Regions from separate parts of the Homo sapiens genome. Here regions 2 and 3 are each linked to region 1. A link is an interaction called in ENCODE POLR2A ChIA-PET data of the cell type or tissue named here. Cell type or tissue: HepG2. All regions are shown on one strand.

Evidence for each region. Peaks named below come from ENCODE experiments on the same cell type or tissue, not always from the same donor. Only the 100,000 strongest peaks of a DNase experiment are listed, where the experiment ranks them.
Region 2: POLR2A ChIA-PET joins it to region 1 with 5 read pairs; 28 of 35 experiments call an interaction of 5 or more read pairs at or near these places.
Region 3: POLR2A ChIA-PET joins it to region 1 with 5 read pairs; 1 of 35 experiments calls an interaction of 5 or more read pairs at or near these places.

Annotation. Positions count from the first base shown.
Region 1 is chr16:11,574,549-11,578,548 of GRCh38, reverse strand. All of the region lies in intron 1 of LITAF (lipopolysaccharide induced TNF factor), which reads left to right. Among named protein-coding and RNA genes, the nearest start is that of LITAF, 10 kb to the left of the region's middle. RefSeq lists a silencer at 3,742-4,000. In HepG2, no CTCF peak of the experiment used is centred here; DNase peaks (open chromatin) are centred at 1,708, 2,708, 3,362 and 3,868; H3K4me3 peaks cover 1,042 bases.
Region 2 is chr16:11,628,782-11,632,781 of GRCh38, reverse strand. It overlaps a transcript of LITAF not described here. Among named protein-coding and RNA genes, the nearest start is that of SNN, 38 kb to the left of the region's middle. In HepG2, no CTCF peak of the experiment used is centred here; DNase peaks (open chromatin) are centred at 1,647 and 2,301; H3K4me3 peaks cover 522 bases.
Region 3 is chr16:11,278,033-11,282,032 of GRCh38, reverse strand. PRM1 (protamine 1) reads left to right here and starts at 703. Exons shown (of 2, transcript NM_002761.3): 1 at 703-906; 2 at 998-1,192. The coding sequence starts at 795. The coding sequence ends at 1,041. All of the region lies in intron 1 of LOC105371082 (a long non-coding RNA gene), which reads right to left. In HepG2, no CTCF peak of the experiment used is centred here; DNase peaks (open chromatin) are centred at 1,912, 2,312 and 2,702; H3K4me3 peaks cover 553 bases.

The DNA.
Region 1 (4,000 bases):
CTGTCTTTCCCTTTTCATAGATGGAGTTTTGCTCTTGTTGCCCAGGCTACAGTGCAATGGTGCGATCTTGGCTCGCTGCAACCTCTGCCTCCTGGGTTCAAGCAATTCTCCTGCCTCAGCCTCCTGAGTAGCTGGGATTACAGGCATGTGCCTGTATATAGACATGTTTCCCCATGTTGGCCAGGCTGGTCTCGAACTCCCGACCTCAGGTGATCCACCCGCCTTGGCCTCCCAAAGTGCCGGGATTACAGGCATGAGCCACCACGCCTGGCGACTCTGTTCTTTGAAAGAGAGTCAAGGAGTCCAGCCCACACACAGGAGAGGAAAGGGAGAGATTAAATTCCACCTCCTACGAGGTGCCATGGCTCATGCCTATAATCCCAGCAGTTTTGGAGGCTGAGGCGGGTGGATTACTTGAACCCACGAGTTTAAGACCGGCCTGAGCAACATATTGAGACCCCCATCTCTATGGAAAGTTAAAAAAAAATCGCTGAGTGTGGTGGTGCACACCTGTAGCCCCAGCTACTCAGGAGGCTGAGGTGGGAGGATCATTTGAGCCCAGGAGTTGAAGGCTGCAGTGAGTTACGATCAAGCCATTGCATGCCAGCCTGGAAATAGTGGAATGAGCAAGACCCCATCTCTACAAAAAATAGAAAATTAGCTGGGCTTGTTGATGCACACCTGCAGTCACAACTACTCGAGAGGCTGAGGGAGGAGGATCGCTTGAGCCCAGGAGGCTGAGGCCATAGTAAGCTATGATGGTGCCAATGGTGCCACTGCACTCCAGCCTGGGTGACAGAGTGAGACCCTGTCTCAAAAAAAGAAAATAAAATAAAAGTGCATCCCCTGGAGAGGGAGTATCTACTCATACTATTTGGAATTTGTCAGTGAGGAAGATTTGTCTTTTCTTGTTTAAAAAATAGACACTTCTGGCCAGGTGTGGTGGCTTACACCTGTAATCCCAGCACTTCGGGAGGCTGAGGTGGGTAGATCACTTGAGGTCATGAGTTCGAGACCAACCTGGCCAGCATGGTGAAACCTCATCTCTACTAAAAGTACAAAAACTAGCCGGGCGTGGTGGTGGGTGCCTGTAATCTCGGCTACTCGGGAGGCTGAGGCAGGACAATTGCTTGAACCTGGAAGGTGGAGCTTGCAGTGAGCCGAGATTGTGCCACTGCACTCCAGCCTGGGCAACAGAGGGAGACTCCGTCTCAAAAAAAAAAAAAAAAAAATAGACACTTCTAATGAGCTGATGCCATAGATACCCTGTCATAGATGGGATAGATGTGCCATATGGGCACAGGAGACCTCAGCTGTGCAAGGATGTCAGATGCACTTGGCTTTCTCAAGCCCTCGTGGGGAAATATAGATCACATCCCTTCCCCTGGGGTGGGCAGAGAGTAACGTAATATGGTCCAGTTAGGGAAATATTAATAGAAGCTAACTTGCAGACAGGAAGCAATTAGGATGCAGGAGGAAGACATATGTCATCAAGGGCTAGATCATGTGGTGTCAGCCAGGGGATGTGAAACAGGCATGAAAAGCGCTTGACAGGCAATGTCCACCACCACCCTGTTCCCACATTATCCGTAAGTCTTGCTAAAGGCAAGATTGCTGTTTTCTGGAATTTTCAAAGACAGACAGTTGGACTACCTGCAGTCATCTGGAATTTGGCCAGAACAAAGGAAGTAAGCAAATAGAAGACTCCCAAATAAGGTATATATTTATCATCAAAGCAGATGCCCAAGCCTGTTTACCTCACTCAGAGGAGGCGCCCACGGCAACTATGAACTCTTACTTTACACAGAGTCCTTGCACGCTGGGTTCTGCTGGTGTCCAAGTCCTCAGAGGCTTTGAAGTAGCAAATTGTGTTGGTGGGATGGAGCCGCCATCAGCCCCATGTTGGACTGTTGGCAGCCTGGGACCGTGTAGAACCACAGATGTGGACACAAGCATTTTTCCTTTCCTTTCTCTTTTTCTCTTTCTCTCTCTCTTTTTTTTTTTTTTTTTTTTTGCAGATTGTAAGAAAGGAGAGGGGAATATGGGAATTTATTTATTTATTTACTTATTTATTTATTTTGAGACAGTGTCTTGCTCTGTTGCCTAGGCTGGAGTGCAGTGGTGCGATCTCAGCTCACTGCAACCTCCACCTCCCAGGTTCAAGCAATTCTCATGCCTTAGCCTCTGGAGTAACTGGGACTACAGGCATGCACCACCTTGCCCAGCTAATTTTTGGATTTTTAGTAGAGATGGGGTTTCACCATGTTGGCCAGGCTGGTCTCGAACTCCTGACCTCAAGTGATTCACCCGCCTCGGCCTCCCAAAGCACTGGGATTACAGGCATGAGCCACCGTGCCCAGCTGGGATCGATTTTAGAAAAAGATTAAGGCTGAGTGCAGTGGCTTATGCCTGTAATCCCAACGCTTTGGGAGGATCACTTGAGGCCAGCCTGGGCAACATAGTGAGACCCCGTCTCTACAAAAAATTAAAAATTAAAAAAACTAGCTAATCATGGTGGCATGTGCCTGGAGTCCCAGCTGGTCGAGAGGCTGAAGTGGGAGGATCACTCGAACCCAGGAGTTCAAGGCTGTAGTAAGCTATGATTGCGCCACTGCACTGCAGCCTTGGCAACACAGCGAGACCCCGATTGTAAAACAAAGTTCAGTTTAAGAAAGAAAAAAGAAAAGAAAAAGGTTAAGATACTTTTTTCGGGGGAATGTTTACAGAGGCTGTGGGTCAGAATGAAGCAACACCAGAAGCTATGGAGACTGGGGTTTCTGCTGTGTTTCAACTTGGTTTTTTGTGTTCTCGGGAGAAGACACCCTTGGCCGTGGGCCGTGAGACCTTTGATGTGTGTTTACGCTGACCGCGAGTTGTTGGGATGGCTTCTGCGGTGGGTGGTTCTCTTGGTATTCTCGGTTTTGAAGCTTATTTTTAGACTCTGAACTCTCCTTCTTGGCAGGAGTTGAATCCCCCTGGGGGTTTTCAAGTTGTTCTTGGACTGCTGGTTTTTGAAATAGAAGCCCCTTTGGTGGGGTCCCCCATAAACCCAGGCGCTGGTGCCCACCTTGTGATGTGAAGGCTCCTGTAACACGACCTCACTTTCCTGGCCCCGCACTACTCACCTGCCCCACGGGACACAGGTACATGGCTTCTGGGTGTCTGTCCCCGCTGTACCCAGATCTGCCCCCTTGCCCTTGTCCCCAGATCCTCCACTCGCTCCTAGGAACCGTACCCCTCCCAAAACAAAAAAAGAAACTATACCCAGTCTCCCCTTCATATCTCTCCCACATCTGCCCCTGTTGGTTGACTTTGCCTCCCTATATGGGTCCCATAAGGCCGGCAAGGGAGGGTCCACATCTCTCAATCCTTTGTCCACCATTGGTGTTTAGAACCCCCTGGAGGAAAACTGGATCATAGTGCAACATGAAAAAAAAAGAACTTTAGGCCGGGTGCAGTGGCTCACGCCTGTAATGCCAGCACTTTGGGAGGCCGAGGTGGGCGGATCACTTGAGGTCAGGAGTTCGAGACCAGCCTGGCCAACATGGTGAAACCCTGTCTCTACTAAAAATAAAAAAATGAGCTGAGCGTGGTGGCATGCACCTGTAATCCCAGCTATTTGGGAGGCTGAGGCAGGAGAATCGCTTGAACCTGGGAGGCAGAGGTTGCAGTGAGCCAAGGTCACGCCACTGCATTCCAGCCTGGGCCACAGAATGAGACTCTGTCTCAAAAAAGAGAAAAAAAAAACTTTATATTGACAAATAGGATGTTGTTAGTGCAAATTTTGGGGTTGATATAGTGGGAGTGGTAAAGGGAACGTCTTCTTACCAAATAGAAATAATTAGAAGCTTTAATCACTCTGCAAACAGGGAAGGTCCCAGGGCCAGGTGCTGGGCAGGAACACAAAGGGCTGTGATGACATCACCTTTACCCAGAGGCGGGAAGGACCCAGGATGGAGGCCTGGGGAGGGCAGAGACAGGTTTGCAGAGGAGACTTTCT
Region 2 (4,000 bases), 54 kb before region 1:
TGAGGGCACCACATAGTCATGTGCATGGGGGCTGGACTCTGCGCTCAGAGCCAGCAGAGCCAGTGGCATTTGCAGAACCGAAAGAAGGGCCTGGGTGGCATCTGCCTTGGGCCTGGGGTCCAGCCATCAGTTCTTCCCCTGGCTCTGGCTCGGTGGGGCTTCCTCCAGATGGGGCCAAGGGATCCCACGTGCCAGGGAGCGCAGGCCAAAGAGCCCACAGGGGCCGGCTGGCAGTGATCTGCTCTGGGCCCGCAGAGTCAGGGGTAGCTGTTAGTTCTGAGCTGGGACCTGCGGGAGCTTCCCTGGGTTGCTTCCTCCTTTGTCAACAGGGTTTCCAGCAGACAGTGGAGCATAGTAGCCCTCTCTGTCCCTCTCCCTGTCTCTGTCCCTCTCCCTGTCTCTGTCATCTCGGTGCCTCCTTCACCTTCTCTCCAGGGTTGAGCCAGTCGTCCTCACCTTTCTCAGTCCATGTGGGGAGGGGCCAGCGGATTGCCTAATCCTGTTCCCCACGGCAGCTGTAGTTACTTGATAATGACCCCTCCCCGAAAGACACGTCCACGACGTAACTCCCAGCACTTGTGAAGGTGACCTGATTTGAAAATAGGTTCTTTGCGAGGCCGGGCGCAGTGGCTCACGCCTGTAATCCCAGCACTTTGGGAGGCCGAGGCGGGTGGATCACGAGGTCAGGAGATCAAGACCATCCTGGTTAACACGGTGAAACCCCGTCTCTACTAAAAAGACAAAAAAATTAGCCGGGCGTGGTGGCGCACACCTGTAATCCCAGCTACTCAGGAGGCTGAGGCAGGAGAATAGCTTGAAGCAGGGAGGCAGAGATTGCAGGGAGGCAGAGATTGCAGTGAGCTGAGATTGTGCTGTTGCACTCCAGCCTGTAGACAGAGCAAGACTCCGTCTCAAAAAAAAAAAAAAAGAAAAGAAAAGAAAATAGGGTCTTTGCAGATGTCATCAAGTTAAGAATCTCGAGATGAGATCATCCTGGATTTAGGGTGGGTTCTAAACCCAATGACGGGTGTCTGTGTAAGCAAGACATGGAGCTTGAAGCCACAGACACCGGAGAGAAGGCGTCCGTGTGGTGACTGGGCACCATGGCTCACGCCTGTAATCCCAGCACTTTGGGAGGTTGAGGAGGGTGAATCCTTTGAGCCCAGGAATTCGCGACCAGACTGGGCAACGTAGTGAAACCCTGTCTCTACCAAAAATATGAAAAACTTAGCCAGCTGTGTGGCATGTGCCTGTAGTCCTGGCTACTTAGAAGGCTGAGGATCACCTAAGCTCGGGAGGTTGTGGCTGTAGTGAGCTATGTTCACGCCACTGCACTCCAGCCTGGGCAACAGAGTGAGACCCTGTCTCAACAACAACAACAAAAAGCCATGTGCAGAGTGTTGCAGCCCCCAGCCCCGGGATGCCTGGAGCCACCAGAAGCTGAAAGAAGCAAGAGAGGACCCTCCCTAGATCCTCCAGGGGGAGGTGGTCCTGATGACATTTTGATTTCAAGCTTTTAGACTCTAGAACAGAGAATACATTGCTGTTTTAAGCGCCTCAGTTTGTGGTGATGTGATAATTGCAGCCACAGGACACCGATAGCTCACTTGTAAGCAGCTTCTCCTGCAGTGCACTTACCCCATGGCGACCTGGTTATTTATTTTCTGCAGCCCTGAGTCCAAATCCCAAGTCCACCACACGCTATGGGCAGGTGACTTTAACCTTGTTAAGCCTCGGTTTCTGCAAATGTAAACAGGGAAAATAATATCAAAAATAAGCAGACAGTGCTTAGATGAGTTGGGTGCAAACAGAAATGACTGCTGTTATCGTGGCTACTGCTATGCATGGGAGGCTACCTCTTGTCCATGCATCAAAGGTAATGGCAGGCCGGGCACCGTGGCCCATGCCTGTGATCTTAGCACTTTGGGAGGCTGAGGCGGGAGGATCATTTTGAGGCCAGGAGTTCAAGACCAGCCTGGCCAACATAGTGAGACCACCCCGACCCCTGTCTCTAGAAAAAAAATAAAATAAAAACATTATCTGGACGTGGTGGTGGGTGCCTGTAGTCCCAGCTATCTAGGAAGCTGAGGTGGGAGGATTGTTTGAGCCCAGGAGTTTGAGGCTGCAGTGAGCTTTGATCTCACCACTGCACTCCAGCCTAGGTGACAGAATGAGACCCTGTCTCACCACCAAAAAAAAAAAAAAAAAAAAGTTGGCCAGGGGCAGGTAGGGGAAGGCACTGCCGCCAGAGAGACCTGAAGCTGTGGAGCAACAGGGACTCCTGTGTGCCTGGAGCAGGCGGGGCACAGGAGGAGGGTTGTGTGGTTTGCAATGAGGCCCAAGAGGTGTCCCCGCCAGAGCAGGGCCTGCGGGAGGCTGGGATTTGTCATCAGGGCTTTAGGACATCATTGGCGAGTTTAAAGCAGTTTCAAAGTAGCACTGTGGCCAAGGCCAGACTGCGGGCACCTCCTGCCAAGTTGCTCCTCAGAGAGGACCCAGCTTTGTGCCCCAAACCAATCGATCAGTCATGCCAGCTGGGGGTACTTTTCCATCCATAGGGGCTGAGGCTAGGAGGGGAAGTTGGGGAAGCCAGGACTCCCAAACACAGAGGTTTGGAGCCCCCCCAACGCCAGGGGTCTGGTTCCTATCTGGACTCCCATGACCTCCGTTCTTCCGGGGTCCTGTGTGCCCGCCTTGCACTTGATGAGAAGGAGCAAAACCTGACCCAGATAGAAGTGCGCTGAGCACCTGTGGGTGCTGGAATGAGTCCAGGAAGGCACCCGAACTCCTTCTCTTCCCTCCCCAACACCTGGCGACTGATGTTAAATCTCCCACCGTAGCAGCCAGGCCTGTGACACTTGGAGATGTTTGCAGAGCCATGATTTGTTGAGCACTTGCCATGCGCCAGGCTGTGGGGGGAAGAGCGCCTACCACATGGCCTTGTTAATCCGTACCGCACTCCATGAGCTGCGCGCCCCTGGAGCTCCACGCTGGAGACTTGAGTCAACCCAGAATCATGATTCGAAACTGGCTGCCTCTGCCTCCGAAGCCCTGGGCCCTCAAGCACTGAGCTCAGCAGTGTCTGTTTAATTCTTCCCACCCCAGCTGCAACCAGTCCATGAGCTCCTTCCCCAAAAGCAGGTGTGCAGCCAAGAAGAGGAAGGAAGGAGCCGGCTGCTTCGAGTGTGGCCGCTGACTGCTCACAGCTGTGTTTCCCACCCCTCACCCACCCTTCTTGGCAGCCCAGAGGGACCCCAGAAGGACCGACTGGCCGAGGACAGGTCCTCAGCAGGGCCCCCTTGCCTCCTGGTGGGACTGACTCAGAAAACTCTTACTTCAGGCCTGCCTTGGGATCAGGCCTCCAGCTGGGACCTGTCTGCTGTTCTTCCTCCTGCACCTTGTCTCCTTACTCCCCTCTTCTGAGAACCCTCACTTCTAGAAAACCACATGCACCCACATCTCCATCACAGGCTCTGCTTCTACGGAACCTCAACTAGGATGAGGTCATGTCTGACTTCCCGGCTGAGTGCCTTCCCCAAAGTCCTCGGTGTCCTGCGGACAGAGGCTCCTTCCCTGCGCTCAGCCTTCTGAGCCTTCCTCATCTGATGCCTGTTAGGCTCCCTTTGCTGCTGAGGTCCTGGGTGCCATCCCAGCACTTGGTAAGAGGGGGCAAGCCTGAGTGCCGTGGCTTATGCCTGTAATCCCAGCACTTCGGAAGGGCGAGGCGGGAGGATTACTTGAGGCCAGGAGTTCAAGGCCAGCCTGGGCAACATAGTGAGATGCCAGTCTCTAAAAAAACTAAAATAGGCTGGGAGCAATGGCTCACGCCTATAATCCCAGCACTTTGGGAGGCCAAGGCGGGCAGATCACTTGAGGTCAGGAGTTCGAGACCAGCCTGGCCAATATGGCGAAACTCCATCTCTACTAAAATACAAAAATTAGCTGGGCATGGTGGTGTGCGCCTGAAATCCCAGCTACTAGGAATGCTGAGGCAGGAGGA
Region 3 (4,000 bases), 300 kb after region 1:
ACATAGGGAAAGCCCGTCTCTACAAATAATAATAATGGCCAGGCACGGTGGCTCATGCCTGTAATTCCAGCACTTTGGGAGGCTGAGACGGGCAGATCACTTGAGGTCAGGAGTTCGAGACCAAGCCTGGCCAACATGGCGAAACCCCATCTCTACTAAAAATACAAAAATTAGTTGAGTGTGGTGGTGCATGTCTGTAGTCCCAACTACTCGGGAGGCTGCGGCCAGAGGTTTGCTTGAACCCAGGAGGCAGAGGTTGCAGTGAGCCAAGATTGTGCTACTGCACTCCAGCCTGGGTGACAGAATGAGACTCTGTCTCAAAAAAATAAACAAAATACATAAGTAATTAAAAAAATAAAATAATAATAATAATACTTCTTAACAAGGGCATGTCTGTCTTGTTTATCACTATATACCAGGGCCTAGGCCAAAATCCGGCATGGAACAGGCCAAAATATTAACAGTAATATTTTGTTAATTGAATAACTAGATGATTGCTCCCACGGAGGAGTCATCTTGTATCGCCCCAGCTGTGACATAGGCAGCCCCTACACTCGGGGGCCTGCCCGCCTCTCAAATGCCCATATATGGACATGATGCAGGCCACCTGGCCATGGTTTGTGAGGTCCCAGCCCCTTTGCCCTCACAATGACCAACGGCCCCCTGGCATCTATAACAGGCCGCAGAGCTGGCCCCTGACTCACAGCCCACAGAGTTCCACCTGCTCACAGGTTGGCTGGCTCAGCCAAGGTGGTGCCCTGCTCTGAGCATTCAGGCCAAGCCCATCCTGCACCATGGCCAGGTACAGATGCTGTCGCAGCCAGAGCCGGAGCAGATATTACCGCCAGAGACAAAGAAGTCGCAGACGAAGGAGGCGGAGCTGCCAGACACGGAGGAGAGCCATGAGTAAGTGGGCCCAGCTGAGGGTGGGCTGGGGCTGAGGCTGGGAGCTCTCAGGGCCCAGCCTTCCTCTCACCACTTTTCTTGGTCTCACCAGGGTGCTGCCGCCCCAGGTACAGACCGCGATGTAGAAGACACTAATTGCACAAAATAGCACATCCACCAAACTCCTGCCTGAGAATGTTACCAGACTTCAAGATCCTCTTGCCACATCTTGAAAATGCCACCATCCAATAAAAATCAGGAGCCTGCTAAGGAACAATGCCGCCTGTCAATAAATGTTGAAAAGTCATCCCACTCTTCTCTCCTTGTTCTTGAGAGGGGAGGCTCAGTGGGGAGGAGGGCTCGGGGATGAGCAGAGGGGGAGAGGGCCTGGGCATGCAACGGGAGAAAGATGTCGGTGGGGGGGACATGAAAGACAGTTGTCACGCTGGGTTTTGTTCCAAACTTTTTTTTTTTTTTGAGACAGAGTCTCGCTCCGTCGCCCAGGATGGAGTGCAGTGGCGCGATCTTGGCTCACTGCAAGCTCCGCCTCCCAGGTTCACTCCATTCTCCTGCCTCAGCCTCCCGAGTAGCTGGGACTACAGGTGCCCGCCACCACACCTGGCTAATTTTTTGTATTTTTAGTAGAGACGGGGTTTCACTGTGTTAGCCAGGATGGTCTCGATCTCCTGACCTCATGATTCACCTGCCTCGGCCTCCCAAAGTGCTGGGATTACAGGCATGAGCCACTGCACCTGGCCATTGTTCCAAACTCTTAGTAGTACCAACAAGTCACAACCCAAACCTGCCTCCCTAAGATACAACAAGAACCAGTCTCCCCAAGTCACAACCAGAACCTGCCTCCTAAACCCTCTTAACAGATCCCTACCCAGTGGGGTGCTCTATCCAGGTCTCTCGAGTTTGAGGACCCACTGTGTACATTTCCCCACTCTGCTTGGTGACCTCATCTTGGCAGCTTGAAATGGACCATGGAGTATTTACAGAAATCAGCAAATGCTACAAATCTGGGTTCCCTCCATCCCAGGAACCCCAAAGCCAGTTAAACATTTACCAGCTGGAGCTCAAGATTGAACCAGCTCATCCCATCTGACCTGTCCCCTAGCTGCCCACCCGGGTTTATTTCAGCCCAAAGCTGAAATTTCCACTCTTCAACAAAGGAACTCTTAGGTTATAACTTAAATAGATTAAGCCAGTCACCATCAGGAAAATTAAATTCAAAACTGCTTATTCCTCACTCTGTGCCAGAAGTTTTCATCCCCATTTGGGTACAGAGATAACTTGTCCAGGTAGCAGTGGAGCTGAACTTTTCACATTTAATCAAGCACCATTAAGGAAGTCTCTTATCTGCCATCCTGTAAACTCAAACATTTTTGTTAACCACCGGTTTCTTTACTCTTTGGGGCACGGTTTCACAACGTTATGTCCACCGAAGAAACAAAGGTTAACTTGTCCATCTGGTCGGATCTAAGTCCACACTCAAGCTGCTTGATATACCACCTATACTAAAATTTCTAAGGCAAGAGTTTAAGACCCCAGTGAGATCTGGGGAAGGACATAAGAAGTCCTGCTGGGCACTGGTCTCCTTGGCTCACCCACAGCCTAAGAAAGCCCACCTCTCCGATTCCTTGACACAGGCCCTGGGTCACAGTCATTTCCTGATGGTAGAGCAAACCCAGAGCATTTTGGCAGAGACCAGAGGCTCTGAGACCCAGTTCCCTGAAGTGACAGGGCCCACCAAGCACCTCAGAAATGTCACAGTATGACTTCTGTTTATGGGACACCAACTGTGTGCCTGGTATTCTGCATACATCACTTCCTTTTTTTTTTTTTTTTGAGACAAGGTCTCTTTCTGTCACCCAGGCTAGAATAGAGTGCAGTAGCGCAAACACAGTTCACTGCAGCCTCAATCTCCTGAGCTCAAGTGATTTCCTTACCTCAGCCTCCTGGACTCCTGAGTAGCTGGGACCACAGACATGCACCACCTTGCCTGGCTAATTTTTCTAATTTTTTTGTAGAGACGAGGTCTCACTATGTTGCCCAGGCTGGTCTCAAACTCCTGGGCTCAAGCGATTCTCCTGCCTTGGCCTCCCAGAGTGCTGTGATTACAGGCATGAGCCACTGCACTCACCTACGGTGGGTATCAACAACCATGTTCTTTCAAGTGAGCACATGAGAGTTCAGTGCTAGCCCTGGCACTACCATGACCCTGATCACTTTAGCAATGACTCCCCATAACACACTCGGATCATGATAGCAGCTTGGCTGGACAGGCAGACCCCTGGGTGTGCCTTTTTTTTTTTTTTTTTTGAGATAAGGGTCTTGCTCTGTCACCCAGGCTGGAGTGCAGTGGTGTGAACGTGGCTCACTGCAGCCTTGATCTGTGCTCAAGCAATCCTCCCATCTCAGCCTCCTGAGTAGCAGGAACTACAGGCACATGCCACCATGGACCCAGGCTATTTTTTTTATTTTTTGTAGACAGAGCCCTCACTATGTTGCCCAGGGTGGTCTCAAACTCCTGGGCTCAAGTGATCTTCCCACCTCGGCCTCTCAAAGTGCTGGGATTACAGGTGTGAGCCACCACACCCAGCCCCTTCCTATGTTTATTTTATTTTATTTTATTTTTTTAGACGAAGTTTCGCCCTTGTTGCCGAGGCTGGAGCGCAATGGTGCCATCTCAGCTCACTGCAACCTCTGCCTCCTGGGTTCAAGCAATTCTCCTGCCTCAGCCTCCTGAGTAGCTGGGATTACAGGCGCCCGCCACCACTCCCGGCTAATTTTTGTATATTTAGTAGAGACAGGGTTTCACCATGTTGACTAGGCTGGTCTTGAACTTCTGACCTCAGGTGATCCACCCGCCTCAGCCTCCCAAAGTGCTACGATTACAGGTGTGAGCCACCGAGCCCTGCCCCGCCCCTTCTTATTTTCATCTGCAAGCTTTGGCCATGGAGATTTGACTTAGCGGGACGTAGGGTAAGGCCTCAGCATTCATATTTTTAACACGCGCCCTCGAAGAGCTTGAGGGCCATCATAAAGGACCTTCTTATCCCTAAAGAGAGGCAGCATAGAAACACCAAGGGCATGGCAATATCACCCATCA